Regions from separate parts of the Mus musculus genome. Here all the other regions are linked to region 7. The links are chromatin loops, found by intact Hi-C in ENCODE. Cell type or tissue: left cerebral cortex. All regions are shown on one strand. Each heading gives the region's core, and the rest is flanking DNA. Links, peaks and the distances in the headings are about the cores only.

Region 1 (4,390 bases), core at 244-4,243, 450 kb before region 7:
TGATTTTTTTTTTTTTTTTTATCATTTTTGTAATGAGACAGAGGGGTCAACAGAAAATATTTTGGAATGAAAATAAAAAGGCCTATGAGGGAGAATCAGACCTGTGCTCTAGACTCTATCCACTACTAATTAACTGTGAGCCTTCTAACTAACCTCCACCCATCACCATCTCAGATCGAGAACTCTGGCACTGACTAGGTAAATCACGCCAGCTCACACTTCCTCAAAACCTACTCTATTTTGCAGTGCTTATCACAATCACTTAACTATGTAATTCTAGCTGAGCAGCTATGGTCCCTACCTACATGCTGGACTGCCAACTCCATAAAGGCAGAGAGCAAATGTCTCCCATCTCATCATTGCAAAATAAAACCTCACTGATTGAATTCATGCTAAAGCAGACGTTAAGATCCCTTTCTAAGTGACTGCTTTAATGGGCCTCCAAGCCTGAGGAGCTGAGTTCACTCCCCAGGACCTGCATGCTGGAAAGAGTAGTGACTCCTCCGAAGATGTCCTCTGACTAGCACACAGCATGCCATGGCACAGGCACAAACACACACGCATGACAGACAGACAGACAGACAGAATAATAAAATGTAAAACAAATTTCTAAATTCTAGCATTGTTTAAGCTTTTGTTAACTTTAAAAAGTCTCTGCCAAAACTTTAAACACAAACTCCAGCTATGACCTCAAATACACATACAATCAGCTGTATATAAATTTTCATAAGAAATTTAAAAAAAAAAGAGGAACTTGTTTTCCAAAATTTATACATTTCTCTTTCCCATTCCCATGAAAAGAAACTATTCAGGTACTTACACTGAAGGTCTGAAAACTGTGCCCCAAACTTTGTACAAGATAAATGTGCAAATGCCTATCACATCAGTGATCCTAACTTAACATTAACACTCCTGTTTAGCAGCTTAAATAATATATACTAGTGTGGGTTTAAAACTGTTAACACTGGCAAGTTGTGAGCTCTATACACATACACACAAAATGCAAAATAACAAACTTTATCAGCAAATCACATTTCGAAGTGATTTTAATGATTTCATAACAATCAGAGGGAAACACGTTTTTGGTTTAGCAATTACAAGTTGCCATTGTGTCTGATCAGGTGACCTTCGTATTAAAAATCTAAATCTCCACAAAGTGAGTGAAAGTTTCTTCAAGTTATATGGCACACCACCTTAGGTAAACGAGGTTAGCAAAGCACATGTCAATTTGCTCTTCAAGAGCCGAGTGAACCCTGCTCAACTATCAGAGGCTTGGCGATGTGTCAATTGGCACCCTTAAATATGTAAGAATGCTGGTGACTCCAGGAATGCATGAAACACACAGAAAAAAAAAAGATGCTGAATATATATACACATATATGTGTATATATGTGTATGTGTGTGTGTGTGTGTGTATACACACACATATACATATATAGTCACATAGAGACAATTAGACAAATCCTTAAAAATCCGATGTCTGAAATTTTTCAGAAGTTGAGAGTGGGTTACATAGAAATATAGTTAAATCCCTAGTAAAGAGGCACTACTTCACAGAATCACTTGGAGCCGCTCTCCAAGGCGTCCACAAGGCTAAGTCAACACCACTGATCTGATCATGAAGGGGCTAGTATGCCCCTTAGCACCCCCTCTCCTGAAGACCCAGGCTCCAATCACTGAGCGAAGAGTCCCTCGAGATCCGACAGCGCTTCCCTGGACTTCAGAAGCTGGGCAACCCATGGCCGAGGGGGATGGAGGGTGAAGAGAATGAATTCAAGCCCCCTCCTCCATCCCTTCCTGAAAATTAATGAATTGGCTGTACGATTGTTTATCTAATGAGGTGTGTAGTGGCCTCTACTGGTGCTTGTGTGAGCACAAGAATGTCCCACTCTTACAAGTGGGATGAGCCTGGGGGAGGGGAAAGAGGCGAGGGGTGAACCTGCCTCCCGGTACAAAGCGCAGAACTGGACCCCAGAGCTCCGGCCCGGATCCCGGAGGCGCCCCTCCCCCGGTAGGAACCCCTCCTGCCTGCTCCGCTTTCCACCACGCGAGACCCTTTTCTCTCCAGCAACGGGAGCCGAGGAGGAAAAGTTCCCGCACGTTCCCCTCTGGATCCTAAACAACAACAAAAACCCACCGCAGCGGCCACGGGAGCCGGTGCCGCGCCCCAGCCCCCACGGCGTCCCGGGCCCGGCCCGACTTACCTGCGGACTGCGGCGGGGAGCCGCTCTTCGTGGCCGCGGCGCCGGACGCCGGGCGTCCGAGCAGCAGCAGCAGCGGCAGCAACAGCAGCAGCGGCGGTGGCGGACAGCAGCGCCGGGAGGAGGAGGTGCAGAGGAGTCGCCCGGCTTCGCGCTCCGCCGCCATCTCTACCCCACGAGTGGCGGCGGCGGCGGCGGCGATAGCGCCGCGGAGCGCTCGCGCCCTTCCCTCAGCGCGCCTCAGCCGGTCTCTGCGCCGCAGGGCTCGGCTCCAGCCCGGCCCGGCCCGGCCCGCGCGGCCCCCTCGCGCGCCCAGGGGGAAAGACTCCGGGCGCCTCCCTCCTGCAGCGGGGCGGGGAGGAGAGCAGAGGAGAATCAGTACATTCCGGCCGAGAGCCGGGGGGTGGCTCGGTCTCTCCAGGTTCCAGGCGCCGCCACCCGCCGCCGACTCGGGCTCCTCACGGTAGAGCGAGGGGGGCGGAGACCGCGGGGTGGGGGGCGGGCGCCGGAGCGCGCCGTGCCGCGCACGCTCACAGCCGCGCACGCGCGCCTCCCTCCCCACGAGCACCCTCTTCGCGCCCCGCGGCCTGCCGGGCTCCAATCCCGGCGGTCGCTTCGCGGGCAGCCGCGGCGGTGGAGCCGAGCTGGCGCAGGGGCAGGCGGCGGGCCCGCTCCCCTCCCCCCTCTGGCTCTCGGGAGACGGGCACGGGCGCGGGGCGCGCGCGCCGGGCTCTGCTGCTGCTGCTGGCGTCAGGGAAACCCCGGAGAAGCGATCCGCCTCCTTCGCCTCCCGCCTCCCGCTCCTAACCCGCGGGAGAGATTTCCCCTCACCTCCGCGGACCGCTTCAAAGGCTACGGAGACCTGAGGCAGAGCCGCACGGACTCCGGAGCTGCTCACGGAGGCCGCGAGCCTGCGCGCACCTCTCTGCCCCGGGCCTCTATATAGGGCCTCAGAGGAAACCGAATGGCCTCCGGGAGGAAACCTGGGTTCGCAGAGGGTCGGCGCACGGATTTATGTGCTCGCCAAAAACAATAGCAGGCCGCCCGGCTCTTGCTGGGGACCTGGCGCGGTTCCCGTGGGAGGGGGCCGATCGCACTGCGCCGACCTCTGGCTTCCTCTCGGGCGGTACCCGACCCGCCGGGACCGTGGTGCCCCGCGTCCCCACTGAGACACTCGGCTCCGGCTCAGACAAAGGTGCGGGGAGTCCACTCCATCGCGTGCCCAGGCCAGGACCCAACCCCGTGACTCAATCTCCCCGGGGCTAATTCTCTGCAGTCACTGCAGCCTTTTACCTAGGCCCTGGATGGTCACTTTGCAGTTTTGTACTTGAGATCCAAAGTGTCTCTCGACAGTAAACGCGGAGCACGCGGGAATTGGTTTTTCAACCTCCTGGTACTACTGAGGATCGAGCTACCCAAAGTTAGGAGAAAACAGTCTGTAGTCTGCTGGCGAGAGTGCCCATACTGTTCTACCCTGGTTCTTCACTTAGTCATGTTGGGTTGTTGATAGGAGTTGGATTTTTATTTGCCCTTCTGCGTATAGTCAATATCCAAGATGTGTCCAGCAAAAAAAGACATTTCTTTTTCTAACACACACCATGCCTTCTCTAGTCACTTGCTATTTTATCTTATTTTATTCCAAAGTTCCAAAATAAGGCATGGATTGACGTGGGGAATGAAGAGCTCAGAAACCTCATTAAAACAGTGAAATTAGGAGCCCTCCCTTCCCCTGGCTCTTTGAAACAATTGGTTTAAAAGAGCAAACACTCGCTTATTGTTTTCCACTAGGGAAACCATTTAAATATCTTGTTTTGGTTAGAGTTATTAACCAGAAAAAATATTTCCTAAATACCCCTGATGACCTGTTAAATTAGAAATAGATTACCTCCCAATTACTTCACAAGTATTTGCTTAATTAACCTTTAATAATCACATCGTTATTCAGTTTTCTGAGATAATTGATGAGAGAAGCTCTTTGGAAACTATAAATTGCCTTGCAAATGTTAATTTTGGACTATCTAAGACAGAGGGACTTTTTCATTATATTAAAATTATGTATAATGTGACTTACAAAATGAAGCTTACATTTATCTCCAATCTTGAAAAAAATAAGAGTTATAGCTAATAAAATAGCACACTGGTTTTCATGTATGACTTCTGTGAACCATCTCATTAATTTATCAGCCTAC
Region 2 (4,390 bases), core at 205-4,204, 130 kb before region 7:
ACAAAGAAACCCTGTCTCAAAAAAACAAAAAAAATTAAAAAAAAAAAAAGCCATAAACTCAGCATATACACATTGTCACCTGTCAAAAGTAAAACAAAGGCCTAATCCAAAGTCCATAATTCTAGAAAAGTCTCTAAATGTGCTAACCTTTTTTTCCGGCTTCTGTAGTTCTGCTTCTGGCTAACTGTTTTTGTTAACTGAAGTATGTCAACTCAAAATATGGTTTTTGTGCTTAAAACCTCATCCTGAGAAGGACTCAGGGCTACACTGGGATCCTGAGCACCCAGTATAGTCACCTGCCAACCAACTAATAGACTTTCTATTGCCTTAAATCCGAGACTGATCAGTCTTCTCTGGTGGATATCCCACAATAATGGTGCCAGTATCGTAAACCTAGAACATTAAGCAGATTATTATTTATCTTTTAGCTTATGCACTGAGATTTCTTCTCTGTACTGAGTATTCTGCTGGTATCACTCTGCAAATAAAATGGCAAACAAAAGAGACCCCTACAAGAGACAACACTGCATTATAAGACTGTCAACCAGAAGCAACTAATTTGTCTGTTTTCCATGGTGTTTTTCAAAAGACAATATAAAAAAAAAAACCACTAAAATCATTCATTAGTTCAGGACAGGGTTTGAAACCCAACAGTAAAAAGTAAAAAAAAGTAAAAAGTAAAGGACAAGGCTTCATGTTTTTATTAGGGATGTCTCCGAAGTTAAATACAATTACAAACATAGTCCTCAAAAATCAACTACTGTCAAAAAGCTAAAAATAGAATAATCAGTCCTTGCCCAATGGCATATACCTATGATCCCAGCACCTTGGTACTGAGGCAAGAGAACTGTAGTCTGATCCTAGCCTAGGCTATATAAGACGACCCTATCTCAAATCAACAAAACATCCTATGATCCAGCTATCCTCCTACTGAGTACATACCAAAATAAAATACACTCATTCTACCAAAGAGATACTGTGTTCTTCATCTACTGCAGCATTCTTCACAGTATCAAAGTACATAGTCAATGGAGTTGCCCAAGGATGGATAAATAACAAATGGGTAAATAAACTGTGGTATGTGTTAAGGCCTAGGTAAAATATTAAGGTCTAGATGGACTGTTAAAGCCTAGGTAATATGTTAAGGCCTAGGTAACAGATACTTGACTACCCTGCCATTATAAGGAAACTCTCTCCTATCTCTCTGCTGTTGCTAGGAAACTTTCTGATGCCAAGATTGATTACATATTCTGTTATGTTCTGTGCCCTTGAAAACCAGTCACAATAAAAAGTCAATAGGACTGTTTTATATAGTTACCCACAATAAGCTTGGATCTGAACCAACCACCCAACAGTATTTCCTGTACCTGTGTTCAAGTTTTTATGGTATAAGCTGCCCCCGAGATGGACCCCAACATAAGAAAGATACCCGCCCCAATATAAGAAACTATTTGGAATAAAACTTCCATTCTGAGTAGTGGTCGAGTAAAGTTTATGTTCCCAAAACCTCCCTGGGAACTGACATCCTACTTGGCAGAAAGAGACATGTACACAGGTAACTGACATCCTGGTTGGCAAGTTAAGACATGAATATTAGACAAGTCCCATCCTGGTAGAGAAGTTAGGACATGAATATTAGACAAGGCAGGTTTCCTGCCACAGTTGAATACCCCAACCAATGGGAGCAGGGTAAATGCACAACAAAACATGTTCCTAAGGAAATCCTATCCCTAAATCCTGATTGGTGAAATAATTTGGCACAGATGTTTGTGGATTTGGGGCTTAAAAACCCTGTAAGATCTTAACTTGGGGTCATGGTTCAGTTCCCGAATCTGGACCATGGCCCTAGTTGACCAGTCCTGGGGCATCTGCTCAATAAACTATCCCTGTCTGACTGCGATCAGTGTTTGTGTGGTTTGTGAAGAGATTCCTAGACTCCAGGAGTATGCATGTATTATTTAGACATGAAAAAGAATAAGGTGTAATCTGTAGTACTGTGGAAAAATTATGCTAAGTAAAATATGCCTGGCAGAGAAAGCCAAAGCATGTTCTCACTCCTATGTGGAAACTAAAAAAGCTGATCTCAACGGGGTAGCACACACCTTTAATCCCAGGCAGCCTAGTCTACTCTCTAGTTCTAGGTCAGTTGGGGATACACAAATAAACCCTATCTTTACAAAAAGGAACAAACAAAGTTGATTTCATGGAAATAGAGAGTAGAACAAGAGGTCACCAAAAGTTAGGAAAGGGAAAAGATGGAGAGAAACATTCAATAATATTCAATAACAGGAGCCAAATACCAACAGACAGAAGCAAATGCTTATGTGGGGGCTACTGTTTGCAACAGTTTATATGCTGAGATGGAAATGGTAATGACCCTGACTTGACCATCACACACAGTACACTTTGTACCGACGTATCATCACACTGTACCTCATAAACATACAACTATAAGTCAATCCAAAAAAAAGGAGCTAGGAGTGATGACGCACTCCTGTAAATCCCAGAAGTCAGGGGATTAAAGGTGGCTAATCCGTAGCCAACATGAACTACAGGTGCAAATACCATGTACATACAAGACTGTCACAAACAAGCAAGGTCATGAGTGATGCAAAAAGCCAGTTACTTCTGGGTCAGCCTGAATTCACAGAGGCTGTTGTAGAATTAACTAACGATTTAAACCAGCTGAGTTCTGAAACAGGGCTTTTCCGAAATCTAATCGCAGCTGGGAAAACAAGCCAGTCGCAGTGAGAGGGCAGGGGCGCTGAATGGTTCCAGGCTTCATCCAATTAAATTACCAATCTATGGGATATCAAAAACTGCCTAATGAAGGTGCAGTAACCCCCACCTCACGCCCACCCTCAAATCCTAAGAGTAGGAAAAACACCATTTCCAAAAAACCTCTCTTCTCTGCCCAATCCCAAAACAGACGAAGCGCTGCACACAGGTCAGCATTCGCCAAACGCCCAGCCAGGCGGGGAGCTGGACCGCGCCGCCTCCCGGAGGGACTACTTGGCGTACGCCCCGGCCCCGCCACCCCAGCCCCGCTGGCCGCCCCGGCCTGGCCCCGCCTGGCCCGGCCCCGCCACGACGCTCCGCCCTGAGGCCGCCGCTAAGCCTCCGAGAATCTCCCCGCTTACCATCCCAAGCTTCACTTCAGCCATCTTGGCTCCGCCCACCGCTTCGCGACCGGAAGCCGACCGTTTCCCGGGCGACCAGCTGAGCAGGAAGTCAAAGCCAGGGAAGGAAGGAGGAACCTGAGCCCCTAAGGAGTTGTGAGTGGAAGGTCAGGCTGTGAGGTCAGTGAGTTCCAGGGTCTCAGCCACAGATGGATGGCTTAGCTCGGAAGGAATAGGTGAGGGGACTCGCAGCCAGAGCTTAGATAGCTCTGCACCGGGCTGGACGAATTTAGAGTGGAGCGTGTCAGTTAGATAGTAGACAACGAAGTTTATAACTTATGTTTCCAAGAGATTTGGTCTAAGCCTTACATTGGCAACAAAGTTTTTCAATGACATTTTGTGAGGAAAATATGCTTTCATCGCCAGTGGAAACAAATTGGTCAAGCTTCCAATAAGAGCAGCTTAGCCACAACTACCAAAATTAAAAATGCTTATAACCTTAACCCAACTGTTTCAATTATAGGAATTTATTCTATACATATAGACATAAGACATGGCTTTACATACAGAGGTATCCGATGTATCATTGTTTGGAATAACCAACACCCAAAAAAACAACCTAAATACCCAACAGTAGAAATCAAATAAATGATAAGTTCATATTGTGTGGCATCTGAAAAGAGACAACTATTTACATGGTAAGAGAATTGCCAAGGTATTCTATTATCAGATAAGGACAATGTGCAAGAAATGCATACAGTGTCTATGTTAATAAGAAGAAAGCAAAACTAAGAATATTATGTACATAATTCTTTATTAGAAAATATTTCAACTTGGGCGTGATGGTGCATGCCTTTAATCCCAGCACTCGGGAGGCAGAGGCAGGTGGATTTCTGAGTTCGAGGCCAGCCTGGTCTACAAAGTGAGTTCCAGGACAGTCAAGGCTATACAGAGAAACCCTGTCTCAAAAAAGAAAAAAAAGAAAGAAAATATTTCTAGGATATTTAAATACTAAAAGTGGTTCTCTCTAGGGAAGAGAACTGTATAGCAGGCAAGCAAAGAGCAGAGGTAGGCTGTTTAGAACTGTAATTTTACTCTACATGGACATACTTGTTTGTTTGTTTGTTTGTTTGTTTGTTTTCGAGACTGGGTTTCTCTGTGTAGCCCTGGCTGTCCTGGAACTCACACTGTAGACCAGGCTGGCCTCGAACTCAGAAATCCGCCTGCCAATGCCTGCTCTTTGGAAGGCAGAGGCAAATGGATCTTTGTGA
Region 3 (4,390 bases), core at 95-4,094, 80 kb after region 7:
CTTTGCCTTTAAACGTTTGTCGCATTTCCGTTGTGAGCTGGTGAGGTAAGCGGGCTCTGGGCAGATCTAAGAAGAAAGGAGTAAGAGCCAAAACTTTAGAAGTTTTTGTGCTAGGTACTGTCTAAGAATACTCCATCCTGTAGAATTTGTATCACAGCCCATAGGTGGGAACATTTTGTCTCCATTTTAGGAGTATACAGCCCCTGAGTACTTTATTAAAAATCGGCAGGAAGCAGGATTTGAACCTGTAAGCTTTGACTGACTCATGAATACCTGTACTCCCTTGACTGTGGCTTGTGTAAGCAGTCATTTGATAGAAACATAGCCTAGTGCAGAGCAGACATGGCTGAGAGCCCTCTGTCGTGAGCTCTAAGACACTGGGTAATTGAAGTGGCATTTTGTTTATCTCCAAGCATGTTGGGTTGGTTTGTGTTGTTGTTGTTGTTGTTGTTGTTGTTGTTGTTGTTGTTGTTGTGATAATGGAGGTGTGCTTAGCGGTTCCCTAAAGGTCAGTTCTTAGGGCTTCTGAGCCTTAGCTCGAGGACAGGGTTTAATCCCCAGCTCAGTCCTTTCCACTGCTGTGCTTATTGAATATTAGAAGCAGGAGTGGACATCTGAGTGGGCCAAGAGCATCAGACATCCCTCAGGCTCTGTCCTCTTTTCCAAAGTAACTGAATTCTGGTGGGGGAGTAGAGACCTGCACGATAGAAAGAGTGCCCTCATTGAGAATCTTGGAGGGAGGTCTCCAAGTAACTTGGGTACAGTAATATTTTGAGATTCACTGAAATGGGAAGGAGGCTCTTGGTTATTGTGGAGATGGTGTTGCCATGGTCCAAGGCCAAATAATTCATCTTCCATTTCTTTATGTTCTCTTCCAGGAGAGGAATCCAGGCCCAGCCCATCAGTGTAGGCTACTGTGAGCAGGAGTTTGAGCAGACTTGAGCCACCAGTGCTGAACACCCAGGAGGTTGCTGTCCTTTGAGTCAGCTGCGCTGAGCACCCAGGAGGGTGCTGGCCTTAAGAGAGCAGGTCCCGGGGCAGGGCTAATCTTTCACTGCCTCCCGGCCAGGGGAGAGCACCCCTTGCCCGTGTGCCCCTGTGACTACAGAGAAGGAGGCTGGTGCTGGCACTGGTGTTCAATAAAGATCTATGTGGCATTTTCTCTAATGAGTTTGGGTTGCTTGTGTAAAAAGAAAAAACGAATGAATGGCCCTCAGGTCACCACCGGTTACACTCAGGACCCTCTCCTGGATTGTACAGGTTAAAGGCAGTGAGTGCTTCACCAGTTCTCCCACATGTCTGTCCTCAGAAAGGACACTTCATTTTGTGTCCCTTCCAAGGCTTCTGTCTGTGGAAGAAGATGCTGTGGGAGCTTAGGGGAGCTCCAGACTCAGCCTGGTCCCAGTGGTCACTTCCCTTGAGCCTCTGCTCCACTCTCCTCCTGGGTTCTTAAATTTCCTTGACCCCGCTATTTGTGTACTGTTGAGCAGATACTGTGGTTCAGGCACCGGGATAAAGTCTTTTGATTTTATCACATGAGGCAAGAATTTCATGTGAGCCAGGCTAGCCTTGAACTTGATGTATATATTGGCCTTGAAATTTCTGAGCCTTCTGCCTCCCAAATTCTGAGATTACCACACACCAGCAGTCACAGCAAGGTGTTGAATTTGAAGGACCTGTTTCTGAGGGGTCTGGACAAATCCAAAGTAGTGCAGCCGGTTTCCCACTCCTCCCTCCCGGTTGTCAGCCCATAGCATCTTGTGAATGACACAGCTGATTTGGAAAGTGAAGCCCTGGGGACTGAGCCCCGGATGAGGGTGTGACCTGGTATCCTCTAAGATGAACTGTCTTAGAGAACTGTCAAGCTGTGGATGCAGCCTGCCCCCTGCTGGTTGCAGGTCCCTTAGCCTGGTCTGCAGAGGCAAGGAAGAGGTTCCAGGTATCAGCTTACAGCATTCTGGGTACTGAAGCTTTTGAAAGGCAGGGCCAGATATCTTGGTCCTTAACTGCTACTCTTCAGTCCCTCAGGCAGGTTCTTTGGGGACCGGATTGGCCATTATGATTTGCCTCTGTCGTGCCATTTCTACAGGAATAGAGTGACTACCTTCTGCTAGAGCAAAATTCTTAAGGAATTTAAGTCCCACCTAGCCAAGCCCGAGTTCTAGCCTGGAACCATAATCTAAGCCTTTACCTCTACATCAAAAGAATTCTTTCATCTGTTATTCAGAAGCCTGAGGGTGCTTGCTAGTGAGGACTCTGCAGAAATGGACCAATACTGGCAGGAATGAAAGTTATATAGATACTTGACACCCTCTCTGAGTATCCCCCCTTTCCATACTTTAGACTTTATGTGTCTGAGTGTTTTGCTCACATGTATATCTGAATCCTGTGTTCTGGAACTGGAGTGATGGACAATTATGAATCAACTATAGCAACTATGCGAGTCTTCTTTGAGGACAGGAGTTTTCTTAACCTGGAGCCACCTCTACGCCCCACCCCACTACACACACACACACACACACACATCTTTTTTTTTTTTTTTTTTTTTTTTTTTTTTTTTTTTGCTTTTCTAAGTCAAAAGTCTCAGCATGTAGCCTTGGCTGGCTTGGACCTCATAGAAATCTGTCTCTGTCTCCTGAATGCTGTGATTAAATGTGTGCCTCACCCATCCCACCCACCCCTAGCCAGGTATCGGTTTCTTGAGACAATTCACCCCAAACTGGGAGCCCTCCATGTGCCATGCTGGAAGGACAGCTGAGGCCTCTTTGTTGCACACTGAATAAATCTGTGATTTACTGCTGTTTGACTGAGCCCTGTTAGTCTGCCAGCCCCCAGACTCTTCACCTGACAACTATAACAGAAACATTGTCGATAGACTTTAAATGCCCCTGACCTCTCCCAGGACATCTTGGGCGTTCCCAATGTTCAGGAAAAGAGCAAGCACTGATCTGAGTCAGTGAGGGAAGAAGCCACAAAAATAGGTCTTAGAACTAAGTTTCTGTGACTATACTCAACGAAACATTTTCTTTCTTTTTTTTTTTTTTCCAGAGCTGAGGACCCGAACCCAGGGCCTTGAGCTTGTTAGGCAAGTGCTCTACCACTGAGCCAAATCCCCAGCCCCGAAACATTTTCTGTAATGTTATTACCATTTTTTTTTTTTAAAAATGGTAGTAACCTGGTCAAGACAAGACAGCAAGTGCTTTTCTCCAGCCACCCACCGATGTTTGTGTTCTGTGACCATGAGGTCATTAACCTGAAGACTGTCAGATCTCAAACTGCCCATAGGCCAGGAACAAGGTTCACAGCCAGGCACCCAATGTGTACAGTGCACAGAATCAGGCTTGCTAGGGTTCTCGATGCACCACCAGGGGGCAGAGAAGTACCCATTTTGCCCCTGGCGCTCCTCTGAATAGGAGGAAGTGCAGGACCCATAGGAATTAAAAGGAAGCAGAGCGTGTGTGGCCCCCCTTTCCTTGACATGAGCGGATGCTGAGTGGCCAGCAGTACACCTTCCAAGACTATGATTAACTGGTGTCCCCGATGACTTCAAGTGCACATCAATGGATGGTTGTAGGGATAACACATCAGGGCTTAGGGGTCCAGGTGCCACTACGGCACTAAGAATGCTGTGGTGGTGTCGGGGAACTTCGGGACCATTGAAGTGAGGAAGGTCAATAACTGGGAAGGTAAGGATAATGTGTTCTATGTTCATATGAGACATGTGAGTCCCCATCTAATATCCCTAACACCGATGAGGTCTGTCCACGTAATTCTTATCAGTACCTTGTGAGGTTAACCTGACCCATAATCTAGATTCAGGGTCTGATGACCTGGCATGATGAGTGTGTGTTTGTTTGTTCTACTCTGAAAATAAGAATTAGGAGCTTTGTTAAGTAAAATTGTTTTCCTTTACTAATAAACTCTAAAAGGTTGAAAATTAGCATCCTTTTCTATACTGCTATTAACACAGGATTATAATATCTCAACAATTATTTGCTTCCATTCATGGTAACCAGTTGAACCCAAGAGTTTATGCCTATTAAGTGCTCTGCCACCAAGCTACATCCGCAGCCCAGGATAGATAGCTTTAAGAAGAAGAAACACAGGACTGTTGAGATGGCTCACCAGGTAAAGGTGCTGAGCCCAAGTTGTTCCTTGACTTCTTATAAGTTCTGTGGATCATGAGCATGCATGCATGCACATACATGTGTACAACACACAATGCCATAAACTTTAAAAAAATAGGTATGTCTTTCAATCCTATTCCCTTCTCCAAAGTTACCTTCCATAATTTAATTTAAATCACATTTTTCTACAGTGTCTGATACTTAATTGTGATTTATTTCCTTTTTTTTTAATTTAAGCTGGGTGGTGCACACCTTTAATCCCC
Region 4 (4,390 bases), core at 172-4,171, 52 kb after region 7:
CAAATACACAGGGTTTGGTGGTACAAACCTGGAATCCTGAACACTCAGGAGACAGAGAAAGGAGGAGCTGAAGTGCCAGGTCACCCTTAGCCACGAGTTTGAGGCTAGCCTTTGCTACATGAAAAATAAAACCAGATCTTGCAAAGATCTTTTCTTGCCTTCCCATTCCTCTTCTGACCTCACTCAAGTCTACCAAGGCTTAGTCAAGTTATTGTAATTCTCAGAGTAAAACAGAGATAGCATGGAATTTCAACATTTATGAGAAAAAAATAAGGTACTGTCATAGCTTTGTTATTTGTTTGGTTTTTTTGTTTGTTTGTTTTTAACTAGGGTCTCACTATATAACTCTGGCTGTCCTAGAACTCACTATATAGACCAGGCTGGTTTCCAGTTCACAGAGATTCACCTGCCTTTGCCTTCCCCAGTGCTGACATTAAAGTCCTGAACCACAGGGTGGGGGATGATGCACACCTTTGATCCCAGCACTTGGGAGACAGAGGTAGGTGAATTTCTGTGAGTTCAAGGCCAGACTGGTCAACAGAGCTAGTTTCAGGATAGCCAGAGCTACATAAATAAACCTTGTCTCAAAAACAAAACAAAACAAAACAAAATCCTGAACCACTTCCAGCCTCATGATTAATTTTGATTGTAAACTTTGTTAAATTTAGAATCACTTAGAAGACATAATTCCAGGTCTGCCCACGAGGTGCATCTTTGTTCTATTGTTATGAAGAGACACCATGACCTCAGCAACACTTATAAAGGAAAGTATTTGTAAGATGGGGACTTGTTTACAGCTTCAAAGGTTTAATTCATTATCATTATGGCAGGGAGCATGGTGGCAGGGAGCATGGTGGCACACTTGGTGCTAGAGCAGTAACTGAGACCTACATCCTGATCCTTGGGCAGCTGGCAGAGAGGAGAGAGAGGAGGAGGGGAGAGAGAGGGGAGAGAAGAGGAGAGGAGGGTGAGGGAAGAGGCGGGGGGAGGGAGAGAAGAGAGAATGGACCTGTCACTCATGGTTTTTGAAACCTCAAAGCCCACCCCCAATGGCACACTTCCTCCAGCAAGGCCACACCTCCAAAGTCTTGTAATCCTTTGACACAGATCCACTCTCTAGTGACCAAGCAGTCAAACATATGAGCCTATGGGGGCCGTTCCCATTCATATCACCATACCCACCCACAATGTAGGTAGCACCTCTCACTGGCTTGGGGTTCTAGACTGAACGAACAGAGGAGAAAGCCAGCTGGGCGTCAGTACACACTGCCTTCACCTTCCTGATGCTGGACTCAGTGTGACTGGCCACGTCAGCCACCTCTCGCTCCTGCTGCATGCTTTCCCCTGTATGATGGACAATACCTCAAACTGTTGGCCAAAACAAACCCTTACTACCTAAGTTGCTGCTGCTGCTGTTGTTGTTTGTTTTTTGTGTGTTTGTCTGTTAGTTTGAGACAGGGTTTCTCAGTGTAGTCTTGATTGTCCTGACGCTCACTCTGCAGACCAGGTTGGCCTCAAAGTCAAGAGATCTGCCTGCTTCTGCTTGCTTCCTGAGTGCTGGGTTTAAAGGTGTGGGCCACCACAGCCTGCCTCCTAAATGGCTCGTGCCAGATGATTTATCACAACAGCAAGACAAGAAAGACACATATCTAGTATAGAGTGAGTGACTCAGTAATTTTTTACTTCAGTCTTAGTTCATGATCCAGCCTCATCCTTCCTCATGCATGAATTTTTTTTCCTAGCCAGATACAGCAGTTCATTAGTGCCTCCCATACTCTTCCACAGATCTCCACTTTGGTTCGCCCATATTAGTCATCCAACATCCACTCATGAAATGTCTGCTCTGTGCCAGGCTCTTCTGGGACCTTGGATCCTTGAGTGAGCACATCATTGTTTCTCCTTGACCGTTGCCTCCCTCCACAGGCTGGTCTCTTCCCTACACACTGAGTCAGGCTGGGCTTGCAAAATCTAACACAAGTGCTTCCTTCATGCACGCACTGGACAAACACAGCTGAACACTTCCTGCCTGCAGAGTCCTGGCTTAGGCAGTAAGGCTACAATGGTCTCATTCACCATGTGGTCTGATGGGGACATGGACAAGCAAAGGGACCAAAAAACGAACCCTGTAAAAGCAATGGAGACAAACCGATGCCTCACACAGCCCTTATCCTCACAGCATACATGCAGGATGACGAGGCTTCCTTGGAGGGTATCAGCCAGGATGCTAGCCTTCCTGAGCCTTATCACCCCAAGAATGGATTGAGTCACCAGTTCATCATCTATTCTATAATCACAGTGTACTTGGTGAAATCCTCTGGTACTCGGGTCTCTGCAACCACCATGGCTGGCAGAGCCGTGATCTGCGGGAATCAAGAAGGTAGTTCAGTTCAACATGACTAAGGAGGAAGGACACACAACATCGCACACAAGCAACACGTATGCCCACATGTTAGCATACACACATGTACTTCCACACACTTAACATGCTGCCCCAAACACAGAGTCCAGAGGCTGGGGGTGTGCTTAGGTTGTAGTACAGACAGTAGAGCATTTGTCTTCCTATCATGCACGAGCCCTGGTTTCAGACCCCATGACTGTGTATCAGGTGTACTAGGCATAATCTACCTGTAAACCTAGCACCCAGGAGATGGACGCTAGAGAGTTTGAAGTTCAAGGTCATCCTCAGCTGTACAGCAGCCAGCCTGGGCTTCATGAGACTCCTAAAGCTTTGTTTTTAAAAGATGACTGCAAGGGCTGGTGAGATGGCTCAGTGGGTAAGAGCACCCGACTGCTCTTCCGAAGGTCCGGAGTTCAAATCCCAGCAACCACATGGTGGCTCACAACCATCCGTAACGCCCTCTTCTGGAGTGTCTGAAGACAGCTACAGTGTACTTACATATAATAAATAAATAAATCTTTAAAAAAAAAGAAAAAAAAAAGATCACTGCAAGCCTTAAGACTATGGTTATGGAAATTGCCATGTTCTGGGATACCAAGTCTAGCACAATTAATGAGCAAAGTGGAAGTTCTCTCTCTTTTCTTCCACTGTTCCTCCTGCTCACTTCAGGGTTGAAGATTGAACCTGCGTTCTCAATCATGCTAATAAAGTTATCTAGCACTGAGCTTCACCTCTAGCTAAGAGAAATTTTCATAAATTCTTCTCAGTTATAGAAGTAAACATGGCTTCTGCACTTACAACAGCAGTCTTTCTGGCTTGACCTACTGAACACTCGGGTTACAGGCTTTTGCTAACACACCGGGTTCTGGCACTCACTAGATAGCCCGCACTGGCCATAGACTTACAGGAATCCTCCTGCCTTTCCCTCACTAATTCTGGTATCACAACTAGGAATCACCACAAACAATTTTTCAACACTTTGGGACGTCTTTCAATTGCTCCATGTTGAGACCCCTGGGGCTGATTACTTAAAGACTGCTCAAGTGCGCTTTCACACAGTTGACACTGCAAATTGGATTCTCATTTTCCTTCTTCCCGTATCCTCCGGGCTAGTTCTCCATGCCCTGGGGCGGTGCCTGTCCCTCCCAGCCCATCCCTTGGGTTTGGGTTACAGAGGCTTGGCCAGGGCGGGGATCGATCCTTCACCGCCCACCCGGTCGGGAGCTGCAGAATCCTTTGCTTACGGATCTCTGAGATCGAGCCCGCCTTGCTTCCCTCCCGTTCACGTGACCCTCCGATTGTCACGCGGGCGCCGCTCAGCTGACCGGGGCTCACGTGGGCTCAGCCTGCTGGAAGGGGAGCTGGCCGGTGGGCCATGGCCGGCTGCAGGCTCTGGGTTTCGCTGCTGCTGGCGGCGGCGTTGGCTTGCTTGGCCACGGCACTGTGGCCGTGGCCCCAGTACATCCAAACCTACCACCGGCGCTACACCCTGTACCCCAACAACTTCCAGTTCCGGTACCATGTCAGTTCGGCCGCGCAGGCGGGCTGCGTCGTCCTCGACGAGGCCTTTCGACGCTACCGTAACCTGCTCTTCGGTTCCGGCTCTTGGCCCCGACCCAGCTTCTCAAGTGAGTCACTGCCCGGTTCTTCCCTCCGAAGGAGCCGCCTTCCGTGCGTGGGTCAGCCCCGGCCCGGCTCCCAGACACCCTCCCGTTGGCCTCTGCACAGCCCAGTCAGTCACCTCCCACGCGTTTCTCCCCTTGCTTTCTCTATCCAGCTAGCTGGCCTCCCCAGCCCAGCCCCTATCCCGAGCACCCCTTCATTGATGTGACTTCTTGGGGTCTCAGTTTATCCCTAATCCTCCTTTTGAGAACTGCATTTAGGTTTTCTTTCTTTCTTTCTTTCTTTCTTTCTTTCTTTCTTTCTTTCTTAAGAAATGCCTACTGTAGGGCCACAGTTCAATCAGGCTGTTAGAATATTGACAATATGTTG
Region 5 (4,390 bases), core at 256-4,255, 91 kb after region 7:
ATACCTCAGTGGCTAGAAGGGCTTGCTGTACAAATATGAGGACCTGAGTTTCAGCCCTCAGCATCTTCATTTGTTTGGTTTTTTCTTTCATTTGTTTGTTTTAAAAGGCTAACTATGGCTGTACGCACAGCTATAATCTTAGTACTGTGGCGGATTCAGAGACAAGGGAATCACTGGGTTTGCTTGCTCCCAGTGGATGTCCAGAATCAATGAGAGATTTGTCTCTAAGGATAGAACAGGTCACATGATAACTTCTTTTGGCCTCTCCATGAACATACAGGGGTGTACACACATGATTGCACAACACACATGAATGTACCCTAAAAAAACTTTCACTCAGAGGTCTCAACTGAAGAGGAAGTTGGAAACAGATCAATTGCTCCAGAGGCTACAGCTCAGCTTTGAGTCATCCTAATCACTAAAATTAGTTTGATTATCTCAAACTGATCGAGATTCCGGATGCCTTAGAACAAGTTTGTTCTGGAAGAAGAAAATACTACCCTCTTCAACCTACAATTATTTCTAAAAATATTTTTCAACACAATGCCTATCACATAATCAGAAGTACCCAGGCAAATAAAGAGAATATTAATGAGGGAATAATGTCAAAGAATTTCCCCAAAATTATTATCAACAGACAACAAATCAAAAATCCAGGAGTCTCGATGAGGGCCCAATGGCTTAAGCACTAGATTATAACCCTCATCTAAGCATATAATATTTAAACCATAGAAAGCCAAAGACATAGAGAATTGGGGTCAGAAGACAACCAGCAGAAATATCCCACCCACCTACAAAGGAACAGGGACAAGAATAGCATGGCATATTTAAGAAAGAAAAGATTTACCCACCACTCTTGAATGAAGAAATGAAAAAGGAAACAAATAGATGGTGATTTCTCTTGTTTGTGAATAGGAAGTGTCAATATTGTTACAATAACATTTTTAAACAATTAGTGTGTATACACGTGTGTGTGTGTGTGTGTGTGTGTGTGTGTGTGCCACAGTACGTGTGTGGAGGTCAGAAGACAACTTGTAGGAGTTGGTTCTCTCACACTACCATGTGAGATTAAATTCAGGCCATCATGCTTGGTAGCAAGTGCCTTTATGGATACACTGAGCCATCTCCTCTAAGGGCCACAACATCAGTTTTGTTTTGTATCTTTTTTTTTCTCCCAATGTGATCTACATCAATGCAAATCCAATCAAAGTTCCAGGAAGCTATTTTATGCTTTTAGTGATTGTCAGCTTAACACAAACTAGAGACACCTGGGAAGAGGAAACTCCAAACTAATTTCTTCTGTTGGTCTGTGGCCATGTTTGCCAAGTGGGAGGGTTCAGCCCATTGTAGGAGGCACCATCCCTAGGCAGGTGGGCGTGGGCTGCATAATATGCTTTTAAGCAAGCAGAGGAAGCAAGCCAGCAAATGGCATTCTCCCAGGGTTCCTGGTCCTACTTTCTTCAGTGATGGATGGATTGTGACCTAGGAGTTATACCTTGAAATAAACCTTTTTCTTCAGAAGTTATTTGTGATCATGGTGCTCATTGTGGCAACAGAAAGCAAAGTAGTGCAAGGAGAATTGGCAAGCTGACTCTGGAGTTTATATACACCCGGGGGGAAAGTAGATAGCAATGTAGCAAAAGATAACAAAGCTGAGCATCCACAGCAACAGTGTATCAAAAGATAACAGAGTGGAGCATTGAGGATATTTAATTTCCAACTTGTCACAGAATAAACAAAACTACTTTTAATTTTAAAAGACCCAGTTATGCCCACTTTTAAAGTTACCTGCTTTAAATGTAACTATGGTGCTTGGAGGAACACCTCAGCGGAAGAGAACTTACCTAGCAAGGATCAGTTCAGGGCTGAGCACGGTAGCACACACCTGCACTCCTAGCACTGGGGAAACTGGAGCAAGAAAGAACCCAGAGTTTGAAGGTAGCCTGGGCTATATCCCAAGAGCCTGTCAAAGAAAAGAATAAAAGCTGCTCCACCAGTAAGAACACAATTTGAAAAGTAGATGTACCCCCAAACGAACTACTAAAGATGGTATGCATAAATGACCATGAGAGTGCACACCCATGACCTCAGAACTCGGAAGTGGAAGCAGAAAGAGCAGCAGTTCAAGGTCCTATTCAACTCATAATTAGTTAGTGGCCAGCCCAGCAGTTAAGAGCAGCAAAAGACGTGGGTTTGATTCCCAGCACCCACAGGGAGGCTTACAAAACCCCTAAATTCCATAACTCCAGTTCTAGGGGCTCTGACACTGTCTTCTGGCCCCAGTGGCACTAGGCATACATGTGCTGCACATACATATATATTCATGCATGCAGGCAAAACTTAAACACAAAATAATAAAAAATATAAATTTGTTTCTGTGATGTGTGTATGTGTGTATGGTGTGATTTGTGTGTGGGGTGTGTGTGATGCATATGTGATGTGTGTGTGTGATGTGTATGCATGTGTGTATTTGTATGAGTAGGGGCAGAAACATGAGTCATGGCAAGCTTGTTGAGATCAGGAGTGGCTTTTTCATTCCAAATTGTTGAGGCTCCCTCTTGTTTCTGTCCCTCTGCTAGCTGGCCCTTGTGACTCTCCTGTTTTTTTTTTTCCTCTTGTTGCCACGGAAGTACTAGGATTACAGATGCGAAGCTCTGCTCCTGGCTTTTCCACGCAGGTTCTGGGTATCCAACTCAGGTCATCGAGCTTGTTTATTAAGAGCCTTTATATGCTTAGCCATGTCGCCAATCCTTCATCTTTATGAATGTGCGCTTGTGAAAGAGGGAATGGGGAGGTAAACACTCAAGCGCTGTGATTTGTCCGATAGCTTTTAAGATATTAACACACGCGATGTATCAATTTCCGTTTCTTCTTTTGCCTTACGCCCTAACTTCTTTGACCCACAGCATCCTTTTCAGGAAAAGAAGATAACACTCCTGAGTCACAGAATAGGGAGGAACCAGGCAGAAGCTCTGAGTAAATATGATAATATAAGTTCTTTCGCTCTCCTGAGGAAGAAATCAGTGCTTGGGGCTTATTTTAGAATACAAGAGACGAGAGTGTGTTTGAGTCTCAGGAGCAAAGAGAGGTTGAAGATATAGGAGAGGTGTGCGATGGAGCCTAGAAGGATGCGCTCCGCAAGACTGGCTTCGGTAGTAGGGATAGAGAGGTGGAAACCCTATCTGACCCACAGAAAACGGTCCGGCTGTTGGAGGTGTGTAGGGAGAGATCATCTCCGACTCCAGCAGACAGCGCCACGCATGACGAAGCTACTTCCCATCCACTGCCACGCCCGCACACCCTCCACACACAGGGCAGCTGAGGGTCCGGTTGCCATGGAGAGCTGGAGCGCGTGAGCCCAGCCGCCCTTCTCGCCCCGCGCTCCAGCTCAGCCAACTCCTTCTCTGATTGGCCACCGCTATCTCATTATGCAAATCACTTGCGTAGACGCTCCCTGCTAGCTGTCTGACGTCACTAAGCTCGGGGGCTGGGGCTCGGGGCTGGGCTTGGCGCGCCAGGGAGAGCTCTGAGGGGGACTCCAGCCGGACTCAGGCGCCCCGCCCTCGACCACGCCCATTTTCAGTCCGCCCCGCCCCTCGCTCTCGGCTGGGCCCCGCCCCCTGGGCAGCCCCCCGTCCTCGTAGGCGGGCCCCGCCCCCTCCCCCAGGCCCTCGCCAGCAGTCCAGGGAAGGGACGGCGGGACAGGCGGGACGCTCGGGAGGGCGGACGGGGCGGGGACATGGCCGCGGCGCCTGGAGGGTCTGCGCCGCCCGCCGGCCCCAGCCCGCGCTTGGCTTTCAGCACCGCGGACAGCGGCGGCGGCATGAGCGGGCTGAACCCAGGTCCCGCGGTGCCCATGAAGGACCACGACGCCATCAAGCTCTTCGTGGGGCAGATCCCGCGGGGCTTGGACGAGCAGGACCTCAAGCCGCTGTTCGAGGAGTTCGGCCGCATCTACGAGCTGACGGTGCTGAAGGACCGGCTCACCGGCCTCCACAAAGGTGCGCGGGGTCAGCCCAGCCCAGCCCAGCCCAGCCCCAATCCAATTAGAGCGCAGCCCAACCCAACTCCGGCCCCAAACGCAGGCCCAACCCCAGCCCTACTAGAACCTTTCCCGACTCCAGTTCAGGACCTGCCCCACCTCAGTTCTGTTCCCTCCCCAGGCCACAGAGCCCCAGAGCCAGAATTGTCTCTGTGGCATCCTTCTGACTTCACTCTGGTTCCCTAACACGTTCTTCACTCTAACCTCCAAATCCCTTGTCACTTCTCACATCCCAGTCATCCCCACCTCCCTGCTTAATCTCTCCACCATCCCTTCCACCAGACACCCCAAACCCTGGAATTTGGAAACTTATTCTACCTTCCAGCTCTGGAGCCCCCGATCTCCTGA
Region 6 (4,390 bases), core at 143-4,142, 200 kb before region 7:
GGTTGTGTTTTTTTGGTTTTTTTTTTTTTTTTTTTTTTTTTTTTTTTGACCTTTAAAGTTCTGTTCTTATCTTGGCTGGCAGGGCTCCTGGCATCAGCAAACACCTGATTAGAGGGCAGTATCTAGAAAGCTGCTTGGACGAGACCTCAGAGACCCTGAGCTGTGGAAAAGGTTAACCCAGCCAACACAGGGGCCTTTTGCTCCAAAGTAGAAGCAAACTTGCCCCTCAAAACCTTTCAGATCATGGGGGTGGGAGTGGGGTGATGTGGATTGGTGTTCTGATGGGCTCTGCTATTTCCTGTTTAAATCCTAGATGTGCTTTTATAGCCTTCTGGGTCAGGGTCTTGGGTGGAACACCTGGGGCCTGTGCTGCTCTCTGAATTCTCTGGAATGAAATTGCTTTTTCGCTCTCTCATTTTAAGGTCCTAGGAGAGAAAACCAATAGCAAAGGCCATGTCTGGAAGTAATTTGGGTTGGGGGAGGGGTAGTCATGAGGCTCCTGCTGCTCACTCCCTTGTTCTCTCTCTCTCTCTCTCTCTCTCTTTCTTCCTTTCTTTTTTTGTTTCACTCAGGCAATGAAGCCTTGTCTGCTTACTCAGGACTGCTCTGCATAATTGTCCCCTAGAAAAGCAACTGGCTAGTAAAACATTCCAGATGCCAAACAGATAATCTGAAATGACTGCTGTTCATTAAGGAATCAGTTCAAGAAGGACTGTAGTTCCCTGCGCCCTGATAAACTGGGAGAGGACATCAAGACTGCTGGGACTGTGTATGGGGTCAGAAGTCTCACCAGGCTCTGTGAGGTGTTGCTGCTGTCTCTCGTTCCCCTCCGGGAGCTCTGGATTTCTTAATTTGCAGCTGGAATTGGAGTCATCTCTCATCTCCTTATCTTCCCCAATACAAACTCACATTGACTGACCCAATGAGGAAGAGGCCCAGATCATCCCCCCAAAACTACCCGACGAGATCCAGCTTGCTAGCACAGGCCACAGAGTCACCCACACCACAGCTGTACTTTTACATGAGAAATAAACTTAGATTTAACTTGCTCCAGCTCTTGCTAGTTAGCCTCTAAGACTAAACAACAAAAGGTTTTGCAAGCCTGGAAAGACTCAGCAACAGCTTTGCAAGGGATCTCCACACTGATGGGGAGTCGTCCCCTCATCTTCCCAGATGAGTGTGTTCTTATAGTTCAGCTGCCTCCGCTCCTCCCAAAACTGATCTTGGGAATTTATATTTAATGGGCTTTAGCCAACCTTCAAACACATGTGACTTTGCCAGTCCACCTCCCAAATCAATTAATCACAGACACCTGGTACTGGTTCTCAGTAAACAGAGGCAAAAAATGCTTCTGTTTACAGACACTCTGTAAAGTGTCTGTCTAGAAGGTATAAGACCTTCCCTTCCTCCCTGAGCACCAGACACAGAGATACACATTTGTAATTCCAGGAGCTAGAGGGAAGAGGATCAGAAGTTCAAAGTTGGGGCTGGAGAGATAGCTCAGCGGTTAAGAACGCTGACTGCTCCGGGGGTCTGAGCGAGAAGAAAAAAGTGTCTGGGGACAGCTACAGTGTACTTACATATAATAAATTAATAAATCTTTTTAAAAAAAGTTCAAAGTCACCCTTGACAACGCAGTGAACTTGAGGCTAGTCTGGGCTAGTAACCAGTCTCTGGCCAGTTAACAGCTGAGAGCCATAACAGAAACACTTTGGATACTGGGGGTGGGGGTGGGAGATAACGTCCAAGATCAAAGCCAGGGAAACACATTTCTATTAACAAGTTCAAAAATTATAGACAGAGTAGAAAATTGGTCAGGAGCTAGCAGAACTAGCAAAATAGAAATAGGCCAGGCTAGATGAGGCTGAGAATGAACTGGACATCAAGCCTAGCTTTCCTGCCTCTTAACCTACCCTCTCACATAGAACCGTCACATCAAAGGAGGAAGGGCTGGATTTCTGTAGTATCACCCGGAACAACTAAACCAGGATTTAAAAACTCGAGTCTATAGTCCTTCCATACTGTACACATGATTGTATCCCTTTGCGGCTTACTCTGGGGTTGTTCAAAGGAACACCACCTCCGAAAGGGTTATCTAAGGGGTCTGAGTGTTAAATCTGATCTCTAGATTGAACAAGATCGCTTCAGTCTTAGCGGAAGCCTTTGACTAGCTGAAAATCTCAAGAGGTGGACTCCCCGTGCCCAGCACCACTAGGGTCTGAGCAGATTCCTCTCGCGGGAAGCCCTTCCCATCGTCGTGCACCCTCCGCCTCGCCACTGCACCAGACTTAGAAAGGAACCGGCCTAGTAAAACCATGGAGGTCAAACACTGGCGGAGGGACGGATTAAGAGACAACAGCGTGGCTCGTTGTCAATGGGAGACCGACTACTCTAATCGCGAGGTTTGCTGCTTCTTCGTTATCTGCATGTCTTATCTTACTAGGGAAGTAAAAGTATTCTCTCGCCCCCACCCCGGACACACACACACTCTATCTCAGGCTATCAGTGAATATCGGGAAGACGTGTACGGATTGGGAACCACACTACTGCCTTTGTTCATCCAAGGACAGAATCGCACAACAGCGTCGCCCAGCGCCAGCGCCAAGACTTAAACAGAGCGAACCCCCAACGCCAGCCCTGTCGTCGTCCCGCCTCCAGCCCACCCATAGCTCCACCCATAACTGGGGCTGCAGTTCCGTCGTAGCTCCGCCCATCGGGAGGAAGAGCCTGTGGCGCGCGGGTGTGACGTTACGCACGTCTACGTCAGCACGCGCCCAGCTGGGAGGAGGCGCGAGCCGAGAAAGGATCCTGTAGCCACCGGTGCGGCGGTGTGTGCACATGGCGCTGTGGCGCGGCTCTGCGTGCGCCGGCTTCCTGGCGCTGGCCGTGGGCTGCGTGTTCCTGCTGGAGCCGGAGCTGCCGGGCACGGCGCTGCGCTCGCTCTGGAGCTCCCTGAGGCTGGGACCCGCGCCAGTGCCCGTGGGACCTCTGTCCCCGGAGAGCCGGCTGGCAGCCGCTTGGGACGCCCTCATCGCGCAGCCCGCCCGGCGCTGGCGCCGCGTGGCTGTGGGGTGAGTGCCTGCGGGGCCTGCCTGCGGCTCTGGGCCTCCCCGGGAAGTGCGCGCGCTCCGGGGTCCGCCCGGGACTCGGTGGTGTCTGGGTTGCCCTCTGGGCGAAAGTGTCGGACGCGTGAGACGAGCCTTTTTCCGTCATCGCTGCAGGGATAGTCAGCATATTTCCACCCGGTTGGCCCTGCTCCCTGTAAAAGCAGCTCTCATAGCTTCTTAGAAATTCAACTCAGCCTGTCACTTGTAATTTTTGAGGTTACTCTGTTGTCTGTCTTCCAGCCCTTTTTTGCCGACTGTTCTCAGGTGGCCACGATGGTTTTCCTATTTTTTTAGCACTCTTCCTAACGTACTTAAAGCTAAATGCTTCTGTCTCTAGCTGTTGACTTTACGTCATCCGGTCTGAAGACCACTCTACTAAGACTGCTCATTTTCATATTCAACATTTTTTGTTAAGGATTCCTTACCAGAACTCTGCGCCTTTCGCGTTTAGCACGCCCTTCTCGAAACTACCTTCTTCCCCATACTAAGTGATAGTTCATATTTTTAAGGTTCTCTCAAATCACAGTATCTCCTTTCTTTGTGAAACTCACAGAAATGTATCCAATTTTTTTTACACTAACCTTAGTCCCTCTTCCAGTTAGGCTTGGCTTTCTTGTCTTGTCAAGGGCACTATGCATCAGCGAGTTTTTTAGTATGTTTTTCTTTAGGTTAGAGTTGGTTTTTTTTTTTTTTTTTTAAATGTTGCTTCTGTTGTTCCTTTTTGAACTACAGCCTCCTTGGCTGGTCTGGAACGTAAGTAGATCATTAGAACATAGATCATTATCTGATCTGTTTGCTTCCTTTTTCTTTCTTTCTCTTGTCTTTTTAGTTTAGTTTTATTTTTAAATTATTCTTCTTTAAGACAGGGCTTCTCTGTGTAGTCCAGGCTCTCCTGGAACTCACTCTGTAGACCAGGCTGACCTCGAACTCTAAGGACCAGCTGCTTCTGCCTCCCTGGTGCTGGGCTTAAAGACCTGGCTTTATCAGGTTCTTGATCATCTTTCTTGGAGCTATGTCAGGTGTGTGCTGGGCTCTGAGGGCATATGTATGGAAGAAGTCAGGTCTGTGCTGCATTTTTTTGGAAGCAGCTTGAGCAGCTACAACAGAATAACTCACACTAGTTGCTTAGAACAACATAAACTTTCTGTGACTGGAGACCGATAGTTCCAGATCAAGGTGCCAGGGTGATTTCTAAGGAAGCTGATGCTGGGGGTGCCTTTCTTCTTTCTTCCTACCTTGGAGCCAGTCAGCTTCTCGTGCTCTCACATGCCTTTTACTGTATA
Region 7 (4,390 bases), core at 153-4,152:
TTTATAGGTCTTAGTAGTTCATCAGCATTCATTCTTATCTAAAACAAGAAAGGATAATGTCATGCATAACAGCTACCTGACTGGTAACTGAGATAAATCTAAGAACTGACAAAACTGGATGAGATTTAACTAAAGTAAAATACACACTTTTAAGTCAAAAAGTTATTTTTGAGAATATCTTTGATTTATTTCAAAACATAATTTTAATGCCAGTAAGCTAGGTAAGTTTGATGATTTAATATAATTGCATGTAAATAAAAGCAATTCAAGTTTTAACCAAATTCCTTGCTAATGCAATTTTTTTGTTTCTTTAAAAAAAAAAATGAAAGAAAGAAATCTCAATTAATTATATAAAAACTAGAGCAGTGAAACTTAACTGACTTCTACAATCCTCCCATTTATTTTTTTATTGAAAAATGCACCATCATCTACAATGAAAATTGAGTTTCCACTACCAACAACACTAGATGAGATTTTTCCATTACACCAAACACATTCTTTAATGCCTACAAGGTTTAATCTGCAAAACGGTGCCTTCTGAATCAAACCATAAACATGTTAATAATGGAAAGTCAGCAAGTAGGCAGTAACACTGATAATCTGTCCATTCTAAAGTTAAGAAGCAATGTGCTTAAAAAAAAGAGTAACTTCTTGTTCATATGTAGTTTCCTTCCATGTAGCTACTATTTTCTAAAAGTTAAAATGAATCAAGATTTCACTCTGATTTTTCATTTTTCCAACATTTTTCGAGGCTGACCCTAGAGCCTCGAACTTTTTGCTCTACCACTGAGCTGTTATTATCTCCAGCCCTCTTTTTACTCTATCTTGAGAGAATCTCACCAAGTTGCCCGGGACAGCTTTGAGCTCACTCTGTAGTCCAGGTAGGCCTTGAACTTGCCACCATCCATCTGCCTCGACCTTCTAAGTAACTGAAATTTCAGACTTTCACCACCGGGTCCTATGTTATCTTTACTTTCCAATCATATCCCATTTGTAACAACTTTTCCCCCAAACAAATGTAAATTTATTTCCTAAAGCTCAAAAATACAAAATCGGGATGTATATAGCGTTAAATAGGATGCAGTTTCTGGTCTGAAGCAAGTTTAACTTCTATGCACGAAACAGAAACCTTCAGAGAATAGAGTCCAGAAGCCGGAATGCCTCTACTTTCTAATTCACAATAGAGTTTTGTCCAATTAGACAACACTGTGTTTTATTGTTGCCGAAGCTGCAAGGGTGGGTAGGGGATCTGCAATAACTATTCCAACAGCTTCCATCAAGTTACTTGCTACCAATGGAAGAAGTAGCAGTTAGGTCCCAAAGAAAACATACTCCTCCCACTCCCCCAAAAATGTAGGCATAAGCCTCACCATCAGAAAATAAGGTCCATCAGCACCTCTTCCGAGAAATAGTTCCCTTCCCCCACCTTTAAGTAGCCACTTAGGACTGCCAAGGAGATCCATTTCTTTATTAGCCGGTGCCCACTTGGAGCAATCATACACTAAAGCTGCTCTGAAGGGCCTGCCCTAATCCCATCTGAAACTGCTCAAAAGACTCAAGGGCTAGGGATAAACCTTGAGAAAAGGGCCGGGTTCTTTCTGACACCTCTTTCACACTCACCACCTCACCCGCCTCTAGCCCGCCCCGGTATCCCATCCTCCGGCCGTAGTCATGCAGGAACTGCCGGCCATAGCCGCTCAGGCAGCCCCAGGCCTCCGCCATGCCAGGACTCCGGGAAGCACCGCCCAAGCGCACCTCCCGACCGGCCGGCAGGGCACACAGGCCCGTGACGAGCCAGGCCCTGGCCTGCTCTTCGGCGCCGCACAGGCCGCCTTGGGTCCGCTCCCTAAGCCGGCTCCGGGGCCAGATGGCGTGGCGGGGCCCCTCACCTGGATGACCTCGTTGACCTCCCGGATACATTCCACCATGTGCTGCAGGATCTGTTCGGCCGTGAGCACCTCGTAGCGGTAATCCTCCTCCTGCTCGTGTCCCGGGCCGCCGCCGCCACCGCCACCGCCGCCGCCGCCTCCCGGACCCAGAGCGCTGCCGCCGCCACCGCCAGTCTCCCCGCACAGCAGTCCGTCTCGCTCCCCGCCGACGCCCAGCCCGGGCTCCACCAGCTCCACCTCGCCCAGATCCAGGTTATCATCGTCCGGCTCGTCCTCGTCGTCGTCCTCCTCCTCCTCGGCGCCGCTGTCCTCCTCGCTGCACTCCTCGTCCTCGTCGAACTCGTAGTTGTAGCCCTCGTCCGAGTCCATGGCGCGACGCGCGCGGGCCCGGCAGACGCTGGCCGCGGCGCGGAGAGGGCGGGGACGCCGAGGCCCCGGCTCTCGCTCCGGCTCCGGCTGCCGTCCGGACGCAGGCCTGGTTCCGGCCCCGTGGGCCGCGGCTGCTCCCCGCGTGCGGCGGTTGGAGGCGGGCGGTGGCGGCGGCGGGGAGGGCGCGGAGCAGGGCGGGAGGGAGCGCGGGGGCCGCTTGCTGCCGGCCTCAGTCAGACGCCGCTCCGCTCCGGGCTCGGACGGAAAACAGTCCCCTGCGCCACCTCCGCGGCCGCTGCTACCGCTACTGAGCCAACAAAGGGGCGTGCGTCACCGCGCCGCGCTACGTCATCGCGTCGGTCCGCTGCACGTCACCGCGCCACGCCCCTTGGCCCCTGCGTAGTATTTGGGGAGACCCCACGGCCGAGCCTGAGCAGGACGGGAGCGCGGCGGCGCGGCGGTGGCCCGGAGACACTGGGAAGCTGTGGCTCCTTGACGTGAGGAGGCTGGGGCCTTCCGGTCGTGGGGAGGAGTCTGGGGAGCGCCCAAGCGGAGGTTTTCTCCGAGGACCTTTCTCGCTTCCGGGCCTCACAGGCACATCTGACACGCCCTGGCTAGTTCCGGGAAGCCGGTAGCTGTGCTGCTAAAATTCCGGTTGCCCGAGTTACTGCCTGGAAGGTAGTAGTACGCGGAACCTCCAAGTTGGGTGACAGGTAGTTGGAGTGTTGCTGTCCACTCGTGGCTCTACAGCGGTTCTTGGGTCCCCCTGATGTGACGTCATAGTAAAGACTCAGTTCCTGAACTCATCTTGACAAGCACTTCTTGAGGGTCCGGAACAATGTGACAGTCCTGTTCCTCAATTAAGGCCATCAATTCCTCAATCACTAAGGGCCTTCCATAGATTAGTGCTCATTACCACAGAGTCCTAGTACCCAGATTATAGCGGAGGCACCCGAGACTCTAAAAATAAAAGTGTATATACCTTGTGGTGGCATACACCTGTCCAGCATGCACAAAGGCCCCAATTTCAGTCCCCAGCAATGGAGCAGAGAGGTTTTCTGATACATAATAAATCTTACATTTTATGTAAATTACAGTGATAATTCCAGGAAACAGTGCAGGCAAACCACATCTACAAAGACCAAGAGAGACTGCTTATCTGGAAATAGTGCAGAAGTGAGCTGGGTTGATGGATGGCTATTTCAACAGAGGAGGAGAGGAAGATGGCCTTGGGTCAAAACAGAAGGTTCACAATAGTTACAAGGCTGAAGTTTAAAACTCAATCAGTAAATGGGAAGTATTGGGCAAATTAGTTAGAGGTCATGACAAAGCACTTAATGCCTTTCCAAGACTGGGTTTATCTTGTTTTGTTTGCTTTAGACTTAATACCTTGAAAATAGGACACCAGAGCCAGGAAAGTGTTTTGAAGGAAGTAGAGGCTTAAGAGACCTCCCTCTTCCAGTAACTTGAAGGATTGGCCAGTCTGAAAATCTATTAAAGCTGAACCCTTAATAGATACAGTACTTAAGATATAGATTCTGTTTAGAAATTGCCTTTGAAAAAGTGGAAAATATATAGATACATACTTATATAATGTCTATGTCTATTTTGTTTTCAAATGATCGATTTATTTCTTTACACACACATATTTAAACTGGGTTGAGTGCAAGGCAAGTGTAGATCAGAAGATAACTTATGGGAATTAGCCCACACTTCACTGTGTAAACTACAGAAGTTGGGTTAGAGTCATCAGGCTACATGGAAAGTGCTTGTCTGTACCTGCTGAGCCTTTCTCGGTTTGTTTGTTTGTTTGTTTGTTTGTTTTTTAAGTAGGATCTCATGTACCCAGGATAACCCTTAACTCCTGACCTTCCTGCCCCTGCCTCCAAATGCTAGGATTTGAGACATGCACCACCATGCCTAGCTCAAATCAAAGCTCTTAACAACAGTTCTGGGTTATCTTGGTCCCTTGAGTCATTGTGTTTCTATTTAGCAATTATAACTTATTGCCACATCTGAGACAAACCACAGACACAAACACCCTTTGTTCTTCTCCATCCTGTTGTGGTATATCTATGGAAATAATTCAGGAATATTTGTGTATTCATTCACTGTTTTATTCTTGTGTTATT

The links. Peaks named below come from ENCODE experiments on the same cell type or tissue, not always from the same donor. Only the 100,000 strongest peaks of a DNase experiment are listed, where the experiment ranks them.
Region 1: it touches region 7 in a loop (9-fold over the local background); 2 of 42 quality-filtered maps call a loop at or near these places.
Region 2: it touches region 7 in a loop (5-fold over the local background); 14 of 42 quality-filtered maps call a loop at or near these places.
Region 3: it touches region 7 in a loop (4-fold over the local background); 10 of 42 quality-filtered maps call a loop at or near these places.
Region 4: it touches region 7 in a loop (4-fold over the local background); 10 of 42 quality-filtered maps call a loop at or near these places.
Region 5: a loop joins it to region 7, with 2.0 times the contacts of the local background. A loop is called at or near these places in 10 of 42 quality-filtered maps.
Region 6: a loop joins it to region 7, with 10 times the contacts of the local background. A loop is called at or near these places in 15 of 42 quality-filtered maps.

What each region holds. Positions count from the first base shown.
Region 1 is chr9:59,033,762-59,038,151 of GRCm38, forward strand. Neo1 (neogenin) reads right to left here and starts at 2,680. Exons shown (of 28, transcript NM_001042752.1): 1 at 2,205-2,680. The coding sequence starts at 2,367. In left cerebral cortex, for the core only: CTCF peaks have their summits at 1,850 (motif pointing left) and 2,050; DNase peaks (open chromatin) are centred at 1,920, 2,814 and 3,474; H3K4me3 peaks cover 3,507 bases; H3K27ac peaks cover 2,400 bases.
Region 2 is chr9:59,350,270-59,354,659 of GRCm38, forward strand. Bbs4 (Bardet-Biedl syndrome 4 (human)) reads right to left here and starts at 3,239. Exons shown (of 16, transcript NM_175325.3): 1 at 3,141-3,239. The coding sequence starts at 3,164. In left cerebral cortex, for the core only: no CTCF peak of the experiment used is centred there; DNase peaks (open chromatin) are centred at 2,636, 2,657 and 3,181; H3K4me3 peaks cover 1,752 bases; H3K27ac peaks cover 930 bases.
Region 3 is chr9:59,563,943-59,568,332 of GRCm38, forward strand. Hexa (hexosaminidase A) reads left to right here. Exons shown (of 14, transcript NM_010421.5): 13 at 1-45; 14 at 879-1,167. The coding sequence ends at 942. Among named protein-coding and RNA genes, the nearest start is that of Celf6, 12 kb to the right of the region's middle. In left cerebral cortex, for the core only: CTCF peaks have their summits at 1,887 (motif pointing left) and 3,361 (motif pointing right); DNase peaks (open chromatin) are centred at 1,876 and 3,374.
Region 4 is chr9:59,535,951-59,540,340 of GRCm38, forward strand. It overlaps Hexa (hexosaminidase A), which reads left to right and starts at 3,590. Exons shown (of 14, transcript NM_010421.5): 1 at 3,590-4,026. The coding sequence starts at 3,774. It also overlaps a transcript of Tmem202 not described here. In left cerebral cortex, for the core only: a CTCF peak has its summit at 1,933; DNase peaks (open chromatin) are centred at 1,960, 3,709 and 3,921; H3K4me3 peaks cover 1,198 bases; H3K27ac peaks cover 1,016 bases.
Region 5 is chr9:59,574,639-59,579,028 of GRCm38, forward strand. Celf6 (CUGBP, Elav-like family member 6) reads left to right here and starts at 3,699. Exons shown (of 12, transcript NM_175235.3): 1 at 3,699-4,001. The coding sequence starts at 3,740. In left cerebral cortex, for the core only: no CTCF peak of the experiment used is centred there; DNase peaks (open chromatin) are centred at 2,747, 3,418 and 4,071; H3K4me3 peaks cover 1,665 bases; H3K27ac peaks cover 1,189 bases.
Region 6 is chr9:59,288,796-59,293,185 of GRCm38, forward strand. It overlaps Adpgk (ADP-dependent glucokinase), which reads left to right and starts at 2,777. Exons shown (of 7, transcript NM_028121.2): 1 at 2,777-3,071. The coding sequence starts at 2,839. In left cerebral cortex, for the core only: a CTCF peak has its summit at 2,610; a DNase peak (open chromatin) is centred at 2,709; H3K4me3 peaks cover 1,928 bases; H3K27ac peaks cover 1,445 bases.
Region 7 is chr9:59,484,090-59,488,479 of GRCm38, forward strand. It overlaps Arih1 (ariadne RBR E3 ubiquitin protein ligase 1), which reads right to left and starts at 2,285. Exons shown (of 14, transcript NM_019927.2): 1 at 1,890-2,285. The coding sequence starts at 2,258. In left cerebral cortex, for the core only: CTCF peaks have their summits at 1,792, 2,624 and 2,824; DNase peaks (open chromatin) are centred at 1,786, 2,100 and 2,663; H3K4me3 peaks cover 3,361 bases; H3K27ac peaks cover 2,240 bases.